2 separate regions of the Mus musculus genome follow, and region 1 is linked to region 2. A link is a contact called in ENCODE Hi-C or POLR2A ChIA-PET data. All regions are on one chromosome and are shown on one strand. Each heading gives the region's core, a stretch centred on a gene start or an enhancer-like site at or near the end of the contact. The rest is flanking DNA. Distances are from core to core; before and after follow the strand shown. Region 1 holds the start of Srrm1 (serine/arginine repetitive matrix 1). Region 2 overlaps Gm12984 (a long non-coding RNA gene).

Evidence for each region. A loop is a pair of places that touch in the nucleus more often than their neighbours do. ChIA-PET counts read pairs that join two places held with the same protein, here RNA polymerase II (POLR2A).
Region 1: POLR2A ChIA-PET joins it to region 2 with 16 read pairs in Patski. The contact joins the promoter of Srrm1 here to the enhancer-like site in region 2. A Hi-C loop is called at or near these places in 1 of 37 maps with a recorded cell type or tissue (regulatory T cell). POLR2A ChIA-PET finds 5 or more read pairs at or near these places in 4 of 5 experiments (Patski and embryonic stem cell).

What each region holds. Positions count from the first base shown.
Region 1 is chr4:135,349,921-135,355,812 of GRCm38, forward strand. Srrm1 (serine/arginine repetitive matrix 1) reads right to left here and starts at 3,226. Exons shown (of 18, transcript NM_016799.4): 1 at 3,177-3,226. The coding sequence starts at 3,197.
Region 2 is chr4:135,306,989-135,312,603 of GRCm38, forward strand. Gm12984 (a long non-coding RNA gene) reads left to right here. Exons shown (of 4, transcript XR_003955129.1): 1 at 1-393; 2 at 1,716-1,840; 3 at 1,972-2,070; 4 at 2,391-3,936. Among named protein-coding and RNA genes, the nearest start is that of Gm12984, 3.7 kb to the left of the region's middle. Within about 2 kb of position 2,288, at least 1 of the 3 ENCODE cell types and tissues checked has a DNase peak (open chromatin) inside an H3K27ac peak, as active enhancers do.

The DNA of each region.
Region 1 (5,892 bases), core at 1,976-4,475, 44 kb after region 2:
CCAAAACCTCTAATGCCCGCACTCAGGAGGCAGAGGCAGGAGGGTCTCCATGAGTTGCAGGCCAGACCAGTCAACAGCTAGAGCTTCAGAGTGAGACCCTGTCTCAAAACTAAGTTTTGAGAAGGAAAACAAAAACAACCAACAATACAAAACAACAACAACCCTGTAAAAGTGTGCCAGTTCTGCTACCATATTTCTTGAGAACACACAACCTAATCTCTGAGAATGTTTTCTTTACGTCAAATTAATGGCAATGAAGCAAAAAATAGAGATGGATGTCTGAGGTGATAAGGTATGCCAACCACCGTCATCTGATCATTACACGGCATAAGCACTGGATATCAGTGGAAAGGTCAAACCTAGTCACCGGAAAGAGATCCAGAAAGGCTGTGACTGAGTGCAGAGCCTGGTGCATGGTGCATGGGCCCTAGTACTGCAAAACCAAAAAGGTTTTAAAGAAAAAGAAAAAAAGTTTTGGGCCAAGAGTGGTGGCATATACCTTTAGAGATAGGCCATCTCTAAAGAGTTCAAAGCCAGCCAGGAGTGGTGGCGCATGCCTTTAATCCCAGCACTTGGGAGGCAGAGGCAGGCTAATTTCTGAGTTTGAGGCCAGCCTGGTCTACCGAGTGAGTTCCAAGACAGCCAAGGGCTACATAGAGAAACCCTGTTTCAAATAAAATAAAATAAAATTCAAAGCCAGGCTGGTAAGAGGTCCTGAGTTCAAATCCCAGCAACCACATGGTGGCCCACAATCACCCGCAATGAGATCTGACGCCCTCTTCTGCTGTGTCTGAACACAGCAACAGTGTACTTATTAATAATAATAAATAAATCTTTGGGCCCGAGTGAGTGAGGTCCTAAAATTCAATTCCCAACAACCACACGAAGGCTCACAACCATCTGTACAGCTACAATGTACTCATATACATAAAATAAATATTAAAAAAAAAAGTTCAAAAGCTGTCCTGGTCTGCTTTTGATCTTATCAACCACCTCTTCAGAAAGAAAGAAAGAAAGAAAGAAAGAAAGAGAGAGAGAGAAAGAGAGAGAGAGAGAGAGAGAGAGAGAGAGAGAGAGAGAGAGAGAGAGAGAGAGAATGCTATCACCAATTCTTTTTTTTTTTTTTTTGGTTTTTCATGCACCACCACGCCCGGCTTACTATCACCAATTCTTAAATCGAATTCTACTCAGAATCAGGTTGTACTAGGTAACTGATCTAAAATTACCTCCCCACCCCCATTCTCCCCTTTTTAAATTTTTTTGAGACAGGGTTCTATGTAGCCTCACTCTGTAGACCAGGCTGGCCTCAAACTCAGAGATCTGCCTGCCTCTGCCTCCCCTCCCTCCCAGAGTGTTGCGATTTAAGGTGTGCGCCACTGCCTAGTAAGTTTTTCTAACTCAGAACATAAATCCCCCACTTTGTCAGTGTGTAGCATATGTCTGAAATTCTAGTACTGAGAAGTCAAGGCAGGACTCTCTAGGTCCAAGGCCAGTTTGGGTTAGAGAACCCAGTTTCAAAACACTTCAACTGCCCCTGCCCCCAAAAGACCCAACCCAGGGAAAACAAAACTACTTCATTTAAGTAAGTGTAAAAAGAATATTTTAAAAAGTGGGTTATTTTCCAGATCCTGTCCTTTTCAAAGGACATCTTCGCCTGAAAATTGACATATCGCTTTGTTTTAGTTCTTCAATCTCCTTTCCACTAGAAATAACTGACAAGCCTGGCCAGGGTGCAAGTCTTCATTCAACCCCAGCATTCGGGAGGCAGAGGCACACAGATCTCTGAGTTCAAGGCTAGCCTGGCCTACAGACTACAGAGTTCCAGGATGGCCAAGGCTACACACATAAACCACTTCCTGAAAAGGCAAAACAAAAACTGAAGGGGGTGGGGGGAGAAAAAGAGACAATTGACAAGTGAAAGAAACCTTCGACTGTTTTTAAGTGTTAACTTCGGTGCCATAAGAAATGAGTACTGACTACAAAGGTTAAGTGCCTAGTTTGTAGTGCAAGTATCTGAGGTGCTGGAGATAGACCCCAGTGTCTTGTTCATACTAGGCAAGCTCTCATGAACCACATACAAGAAGCACCTTTATTATCTCCCTCCTCCTTCCCCCGCCTTCCAATTTTTTCTTTAAAAATGCACACAAACTGTAAACTATATGCTTGATTCAGAGAATGCAAAACTCTAAGCAGTGGTATGACAGAGAGCTGGTATCTGGATTTTTACCAAGCTGTCTTACAAGGTTCTACTCTGCATTACAAGAATCAGCGATTCCTAAAGGGTTTGTTGCTACTTTTAATCCCACAAGTGTACGTTCCCATACATCTAGATCTCGACCTGTAGCTACTTTCCTTCCAAAGTGGACCTAATAAACTGCCTTACTGTGTGGGATCTATGTACCACCTCCAAGGTAACGTCCCCTGCCTGGACATGGGCCGCTGGGAAAGGGTGCTAGCGAAGAGCGGGAAGCGCGACGGAGTCACAACCGTAATCTGTCTCCACCCTCGCACACACCGTTCACTCCAAAAGCCTCCGATTCAAATGTTCCAACTACAAATTATCTAAGCTCCCCTCCCCGAAGAGCTATCAAATTGGGCGGGAGCGCTCACGAACTCTGACCCTGCGCCGCCGGGAAAGCTTAAGACCCAGAGGGTGGACGCTGTACGTCGGGGTTTGGGGGGGGGGCACCCATTTTCTCCAAAGCTGCCACTAAAAAAAAAAAATAATAAGGCCCCTTTCCTCAAACACCTCTCAGGACGGAGCCCCAAACCATACAACCGGTACCCCGCAGCCGCCCCGGGCTTCCCACCGGCCTCCCCCTAAAGACTTCCTCCTTGAGGCTCCGCTAGGCCCCGAGCCCGGGCGGCCGGCGCGGCGCCCGGCCTACAGGGCCTCGCCAGGCGGCCGGTGAGGTTCGGCTCCAGCCCATTCCCGCCGCCATTTTCCGGCCACCGCCACCGCCGCGTAGGGGGGGACGATCCCGGAGGAGGAGACTGCGCAGGGGCGCACCGGTCTCGGCCGCAACGCCGAGGCCGGGGGACGCTGCCCACGAACCCCCTCGGGGTCTCTAAGGCCTTCCTCCGCGGGCCGTCCTGTCCGGGATTTTGAGCGCCTCCCCCTCGGGTCTTACAAACAAGCCTCTCGCCTCTCCCCGGATCCCCGCGCTCGGACTTACGCGGAAGAATCCCGCGTCCATCTTGCCGCCTCGCTCGGAGATCGCTCCCTATCCCAGCGTGCACCGCGCCGCCGCGACGGAGGGCGGGACCGGCAGAAGGGAGCCCAGCGCCGGGAGGCTGCGCGCGCCGCTACACCCGCCCCGCTCCGGCGGGCCTGCGGCTGCGCCTGCTCAGTGCGCCACGAGAACGACGCGCATGCGCAAGCGCACCAGGGCGGCAGCCTTTCGCTAGGAGGGGAGGCGAGCTGGGCGACTGGAACCAATGGAAAGAGGAGGGAGAATCTTTGGGTCGCCCAACCCTACCGATCTTTTTTTTTTTTTTTTTTTTGTGGCGCATGATCAGCGGTGTTCGCGCGACTTGAGTTGATCCTTCCTTTGATCCGTAGTGGGAGGATGTGGGGAGTTGAAGGGAGATGGGGGGCGGGGGGGAAGCCTCAGTCCTGGGGTGCATGGGTAGTCATAAAAGAGAATGCTTGCTTAGGGGCGGCCCGATACGCCAGTTGTTGTCATTGTGAAAGTTGAGCTAGGAGTGGGTTTTGGGAGGTTGCCGGCGGGGTTGAGCCTGCAGCGTCAGCTCGTATGAAGCCCGCGTGTTCGCCGGATGTGCGTCGCATCTGGCTTGTTCTTGAGGTGTCCATTGGATACCTTTCTGTGCTTCTGCTGCGAAACCACGCCGAAGGGCAGGAAGTGGAAGAGGGCCAAAACCGGCCCTTTAATGTGCTCACCAAGCGCTTTCTCTCCAGAAAAGTTTCTCTGGGGCCACTTTGTAACATTCCATCTTTCACAGACACGCGCACCTCTAATGCTTTTTCATGGAAAAGTCGGGAAGTGGGCATGTCTGCCCTAGGAGTGCTAGTGTAGAAACCCGAATGTCTCCAGGCATTTTTTTTTTTTTTCTTTTCCTGGCTTTCCTACTTAAAGGGGGTTGACTTTCCCATTTGAACGCCCACAGACCAGATATGACTAGGTTCGTCTCGTCCATCAAAATCATCAAATGAATCGAAATAGCAGGGAAATCAGAGAGGCTGTCTTTGAGCCTTCTCTGTCTCTGTAGATGGCAGTAGCTTTCCTTTTGTTTAGGACAATCTTGCTGTTGAGAGTCCTCTTTCCTGCACACCCCACTCCCAAGCCCTCAGGAAACACACATGCCACTATGATGGAGGCCCAAGGTCCCTTATCTGAGTTGAACTCCTGCACTAGTTCTGTCACAGATAGCCCTGTTCCTGACCTTGCCACCCAGCATCCATTCTGAAGGAGGCCCGGATGCTGAACGATGCTGTTGAAAACCCTAGGTATCTCTGTGAGTTCAAGGCCAGTCTGGTCTACAGAGTGAGTTCCAGGACAGCCAAGGCTACATAAAGAAACCCCATTAAGTACAAAGAAAGGACGTTAAAGAAAGAAAGAAAACCATGGGCACTTGTCTGCTGAAAAGTCTCCAGTGGTTCCTCACATTTTTTTTCCCCTCCAAAAGTCAAAATTGCCCTTTCCTTGATCCCTTGTGCCTCAACCTCACTCCCTGAATTTCCTGCTGCCCAAGGTTTGTACCGGTCTCTGAGCTTCATGAAACCTCTGACTGAGATAGGCAACAGCAAGGTTACTTGGTAATCCTCAAATTCTACTCAAGTGTCCCCCAGGAAAAAGGCTCACGCACCCTCCACCCCCAGCTTTTATCACCTGAATTTAGGGGGTTTTGTTGTTGTTATGTTTTGTTTTGTTTTTTCACTTATCCTCAACCTTTGTTTCTCACAATGAATTGTGCCCTCTGGTCAAATCTTGACTTCTGCTTCTCTTAATATTTAATAGTGGGTGTGGTGGGTCAAGCCTGAAATCCCAGCACCTGGGAGGCAGAGGATGTCTGAGGATTCTGAGTATAAAGAAAAACCCTGGGCTGGAGACATGGCTCAGTGGTTAAGAGCACTGACTGTTCTTCCAGAGGTCCTGAGTTCAAATCCCAGCAACCACATGGTGGCTCACAACCATCTATAATGGGATCCAATGTTCTCTTCTGGTGTGTCTGAAGACAGTGACAGTGTACTCATATAAATACAATAAATAAATCTTTTTTTTTTTTTTTCCGAGACAGGGTTTCTCTGTGTAGCCCTGGCTGTCCTGGAACTCACTCTGTAGACCAGGATGGCCTTGAACTCAGAAATCCACCTGCCTCTGCCTCCCAAGTGCTGGGATTAAAGGCAGGCACCACCACTGCCTGGCAAATAAATAAAATAAAACAAAACAAAACAAAACAAAACAAAACAGAAACCCCATGATGGTTCAGGCCTTTAACCCTGGCACTAAGGAAATAGGAAATCTATGAGTTCCAGAACAGCCGGAGCTACTCAGTAATACCTTGTTCCAAATGTGTAGCCCTGGCTGTCCTAGAATTCTCTCTGTAGACCAAGCTGGCCTTGAACTCACAGATTACAAGCTAAAAAACTGCCAACCCCCGTTAATGTCTCCTGCATGCTGGAATAAAAGGTGTGTACCACCACTATCTGGCTTAGATGTGTTTTTTAAAATATTATTTATTTTTATGTATATGGGTCTGTTACCTGCATATATGTCTCTATGCTACATGCATGCAGTGTCCAAGAAGGACAGAATAGAACCCTGAATCTCCTGGAACTGGAGTTACAAACTGTTATTAGTCACCATGGGGGTGCTCCTAACCACTGAACCATCTGTTCCTTCCTTCCTGTTCCTCCCTCCCTCTCCTCTC
Region 2 (5,615 bases), core at 1,038-3,537:
GGAGGAAGGAGAATTACATCGCCGTAAACAATGAACAATGTTTTCGGGTGTGTTCAAGAGCACCCGGAACTGGCCCCATGCCAGAGAAAAGTCAGAGGAAGCAAACAAATCCTTTGCAAAACCCAAAGCCAACTGTGGTTCCCCCAATTCTGCTTAGGGGTAGGGCAGGAGGTCCTATAGGGCGATCCTATAGGTTGGCTATCAACCAATTGGATCCCTGGTGTGAGTGCTCTGGCCAATAGGGACTGGAGCTGGCATTTACACCTTGTAAGGTGGACTGTAGCAGCCCAAGGATCACCAGGAAGGAGCCAGGGATCCGTTGGGTTCTGTCAGTTAAAACTTTGCATAACGGCCTCAGCCACAGACGTGAGCTAGTTCTGGAGAAAGGATGACGTAAGGGTCCTGGAACAATGGGAAGCCAGGGACAAAGGATGGTGTTGTGCGTGTGCGTGGGTGCAAAGACTTCTCGGCGTTGCAGAGGGGGGTTGGAAAAGGATGGGGAGTGCCTAGTTCCGGCTCCCCACCCTCCACGCCCCATACCTCTCTCAGTTCACACAGCCCTTGTGGGCAAGCAGTGGCCCTTGACCTTGGTATTTCCCTGCGCCAGCTAGGTCATGGCATTCACTGCTGTGATGTGGAGAGCCCAGAAAGCTGGGCTGAGGTAACCAGGAACTCAGTTACCACTCAGCAGGGAGGAAGGAAAACAGACGTGGACTTTCCAGCCCAGAGAGACCTGGGAATGTTTCTCCTTCTCGTTATTTATGTCAAATTTTACCCAGTTTCCTCTGTCCAGAAGCTCTTTGAGACGACGTCGTTGGCTTTAGTCAATCTGAGAACAGAATCATCAGACTTGCCTGACAGAGTGGCCCCACAGATAGCATAAGTTTAAAATAGTCCATTAAACCTGTCTGTGGCCGCCTAAGCCTCGGCCACATTCCTCTGGATGGACTCGCGGTTGTTGGCACTTCCCGGGCACATACAGCCTCACGTACCTCTACAAGAACACAGACTCGCTCTGGTCGTTCTTCACATCCAGGCGTGGCCTGCTCCTTCTGGGGGTCCAGCGAGAGTTTGTTTCAGACAGGCTTTCTCTATGTAGCTCATGATCCTGGAACTCATAGGAGTGAGGAGACCAGGCTGTCCCGGAACTCACTGTAGAGACCAGGCTGTCCTGGAACTCACAGACATCCACCTGACTCTGTCCCCCAAGAGCTATAATCAAAACTATGTGCCACAATGGCTGGCATTCCAGTGTTCATTTCTTTTTTTTTTAAATAGTCTAGTTTGTTTGTTTTTCCTTGCTATTCGAGTAAGACTCAGTCTCATGTAGCCTAAGCTGGATTTGAACTTGCTATGTCATGAGAGAGGACCCTCCTCCTGACCCCATACAGGGGTTGTACAGTGAGCCACCATGCCCAGTTTTGTGTATTTGGGTAGTGCTAAGAGGGAGCCCAGGGTTTCATGCATTAGACGCACTACCCACTGGACTACTCTCTCCTACCCTATATTCTAATTTCTCTCCCTCCCTTTCTTTCCTTATTCTCTCTCTCTCTCTCTCCCTTCTCCCCTCTCTCTCTTTTGAGATATGATCTCTTGTATTCACGTATCCCAGGCAAACTTCTAATCACTATGTAGCTGAACTGATTCTCCTGTCTCCACCTCTCAAGGGTTGGCAGCGCAATGGGTATTCTGTCTGGTTTTCTGGGTTCCCTTAGGGTTGCACAAGGACCCTGATGGGTCACATCAGGATCACATCCCGTGTCTGAGCTGGCCCAGTCGGTTTGTTCCTGGCAAGTGCATTCATGTGTAGGTGTTGAGATGGATTCCTGTTTGTGTGCCTGTGAGTGCCTTAGCCTTGTGAGAGCATAGCCATTGTCCCTGGTACCTGGCTTCCCGATGGCCATGGGGGCTGGGAATGAGCTGGGTTCCGACAGTCGGCTGTCACCTGAGCCTGCTTTTCCTGTGTGTTAGGTACTCAGAAACATGCCTCCCAGTCATTCACTCAGCCAGTCTGGCGGTGTGCGTTGAGAGCCGGCGGGCGCTAAGCCTTGTCCTGGGCCATGGACTGAGGTCAGGAGAACAGAAAGCGCAGCAGAAAGTGCACAACCGGCCTCAGTTTCCCTGTCTCCAAAACAAGACACTTTGTCTCAAACTTCTGGAGGTGCCTCTGAGTAGAAGTGTCTGTGGTGTATTAGGCTGTGAGCACTCCTTGTCTGTCAAGCCTGCATCTCTACCTCAGACTCCTGGACAGGGGCTGGGAAGGAGACCGGGAACCGGAGAGCCTGGGTGGTTGGGTGGCAATGGGCTCGGGTTGCAAGCTGGCCTGGCCTGCCAGCTGGCTTGTCCTCAGCCCCTCAGTGTGCCTTTGTCCTTCCCTGGTCATTGCTCAGGGTCCCTACTTGGCTCAGAGCAGTCTCATCTGACCTTGGACTCACCGTGTGAACCTCCAGCTTGACCCCTAGGCATGCTGGGATCCTGGAATACCAAGCGAAGTTCAGATACCAGCATTTTCCATCTGTCTTATCTCAGGCAAGCTTTTTACTCTCCCCTGTGAAACGAGGGAGAGATACCCACCCCTCCAGCTAACGGGATGAGAAATGGCTTGTACGTTAAGCATTCTGCTTCGAAATGAGCAAAGCTGTTATTACAGACCCCTGATGAGTCTCTGTCCCACCTTTGGGGGTGGGTGATAAAGGCAACAGACCCAGCAAACCTTGGAGCCTGCTCAGCTCCGCCTCTCTCTGGATGGAAGACTTCAAGCAAATCCCTTCCTTTGCGGACCTCCTCTTCCTCGCAGAAGCAGAGGCTGGGGGCCTTTTGCCTTCTGTCTCCCGGGCCTCTGAGCATTTTGCCTCAGGAGGTATTGCCTGAATGACCTGTTCCATTAAAGCATTTCCTGACCAAGACTGATTTAAGCAATTCTGGTTAGTTCTGGAAATTCCAGACAGTAAGGGAAAACCTGAAGAGCTTCTGGGCGGGGCTCACATCTCTCTTTCCCTCCTTCCAGAAGCACCCCCTCCCTCAAGTGATGGGGATGATACGAAGGATGAGAAGGGATCCTGTTTGCCTCTGAGTGGAGTGGGGTGGGGCCTTTGTTGGTCCCTGGCCCCCTAAAACCATTGCAGCCCTCATGGGGGTGAAAGGAAGAAAGCACGAGTGGAACTCATGGGGAGCGAGCCATCTTGAGTCTGGCAGGCCTGGATTAAGAATCTGGGGCCCCACTGGGTGTGTGGTGGCACACACACAGCACTCTGGAAGCAGAGGCAGGCAGATCTCTGTGAGTTCAAGGCCAGCCTGGTCTACAGAGTGAGTTCCAGGACAGCCAGAGCTATGCAGAGAGACCATGTTTAAAACAAAAACAAACACCCTCCCCCAAACAAACAAATAACGAAGGAGAATAAGTAAATAAAGATGAAGACAGGATGCTGGCCTCCCACCCACTGCCTTCTTCTCAGTCAGTTGTCCAGTGTGTGTCTGACTCACTCCCCTTCGCCCTACCTCCTTCACACTGTGGCGCCTGCCCAGCTTGACTGCTGTCCCCAAGGAGAATCCAGAGAAAACATTAACCCGAAGCCATGGAGTGCATCTATGGAGTTCCAAGGTATGCAACCCCAGAGTCTCAGCCCGTGGGAAGCCAAGCCAAGTAGACAAACCAGTGTAGACAGGCTGGTGGTCAGCTCTGTCATCAGACAGCTTTGCTCACTTCCCCAGGCCTTGCGTCCACACGTTGCAAACAGTGGGACTGTGAGGAACGAGTAGGTGCTCAGGTGCCTGGAGACAGAGGTGTCTTTAGTTCCTCGGTCACCTCCCACCCACCTCGAGACCTTTAAAAGCCTGCAGTTGCCAGCACTCAGAAGAAAGGCTGTGACACCCGGACACCGATGTGTGCATAAACCCAGCACCAGGGAGGCCAAGGCAGGAAGAGAACCGCTCAGAGCCTGAACATCAAGACCTTGGGTTGGGGGTCTGGAGAGATGGCTCAGCGGTTAAGAGCACTGACTGCCCTTCCAGAGGTCCTGAGTTAAAATCCCAGCAACCACATGGTGGCTCACAACCATCTATAATGGAATCCCATTCCCTCTTCTGGTGTGTCTGAAGATAGCTACAATGTACTCATATTTAAAAAAAAAAAAAAAGCCCTTGGGTTGGGAGTGTAGCCAAGTGGTAGAATGTTTGCCTAGCATGCACAAGGTTCTGGGTTCAAATCCTGTCACAGGTTTAAAACAAAGAGTTGAGTATAATTTCATACTTGGAAGCTGGAGGCACCAGGATCAAGAGTTCAAGGTCAAGTCAGACAGACATCAATGAATGGGAGGAGAGGCCCTTTGTCCTATGAAGGCTCTATTTCCCAGTGTGGGGAAATGCCAGGGCCTGGAAGTGGGCGCACTGGCTGCTCTTGCAGAGGACCTGGGATGGATTCTCAGCACCAATGTGGCATCTCACGACTGTGTGTAACTCCAGTTCCAGGGGGTCTAATACTGTCTTCTGAACTTTGAGGGCACTGTGTGCTCAGGATGCACATATAGACATACAGGCAAAACACCCATAATAATAAATACCACCTTAACCTGCACATGTGAACTACATGGCGACTTATGTCAATTTTTTTTTTTTTGAGACAGAGTTTCTCTGTATAGCCTTGGCTGTCCTGGAACTCACTCTGTAGACCAGGCTGGCCTCAAACTCAGAGATCCACCTGCCTCTGCCTCCCAAGTGCTGGGATTAAAGGTGTGTGCCACCACGCCCGGCGATTTATGTCAATTTTATTGCAATAGAAATGCAACAAGACAAAAAAATCTTGTGAAAACTGTGGCTCATTTGTAGGGCGCTTTTTTTTTTTTTTTTTTTTTTTTTGGTTTTTTCGAGACAGGGTTTCTCTGAATAGCCCTGGCTGTCCTGGAGCTCACTTTGTAGACCAGGCTGGCCTCGAACTCAGAAATCCGCTTGCCTCTGCCTCCTGAGTGCTTGTAGGGCGCTTTTTTGTTTGTTTGCTTGTTTTTCGAGACAGGCTTTCTCTGTGTAGCCCTGGCTGTCCTGGAGCTCACTTTGTAGACCAGTCTGGCCTCAAACTCAGAGATCTGCCTGCCTCTGCTCCCAAGTGTAGGGCGCTTTTTAAAAACACATGCTCAACCCTGGGCTCAAGCCCTCCCAATACAAAACCAAGAGAAAAAAAAAAAAAAAAGACTCTCGTGTAAATTCCCCAAATGAAAGGTGAAGATCAGCAGCCCTAGGTGCTGAGATGAGACGGACAAGCAACCTGTGCCCTCGGCTTCCTCCCTGAGCCCATGAACCTGATCCCAGTGAACAGACTTAGAAATCCCGTAGGAGCCTTTGACAGAGGGACCTAGGGACTCAGTGGAGCAGAGCGGAGCAGAAGTGGGGGTCCTGCTATGAGCGATCAGAGCTCTTGGTGACTGGCACTGGAGATGACCCAGGAGCACACCCACCGTAGTCGATGCTAAGCCTTCAGTGGAACCTGGAGGGAACCCAAGGGGAGCACTGTCCCGCACAGTCCTCAAAGGGTTCTCAGACAGTGATAGAGTCAAGACTGGGGAAACATAGCCACTCCCAGAGTATCACACCCCTGGGACTGAGCCCTGCCATCCACCAACAGA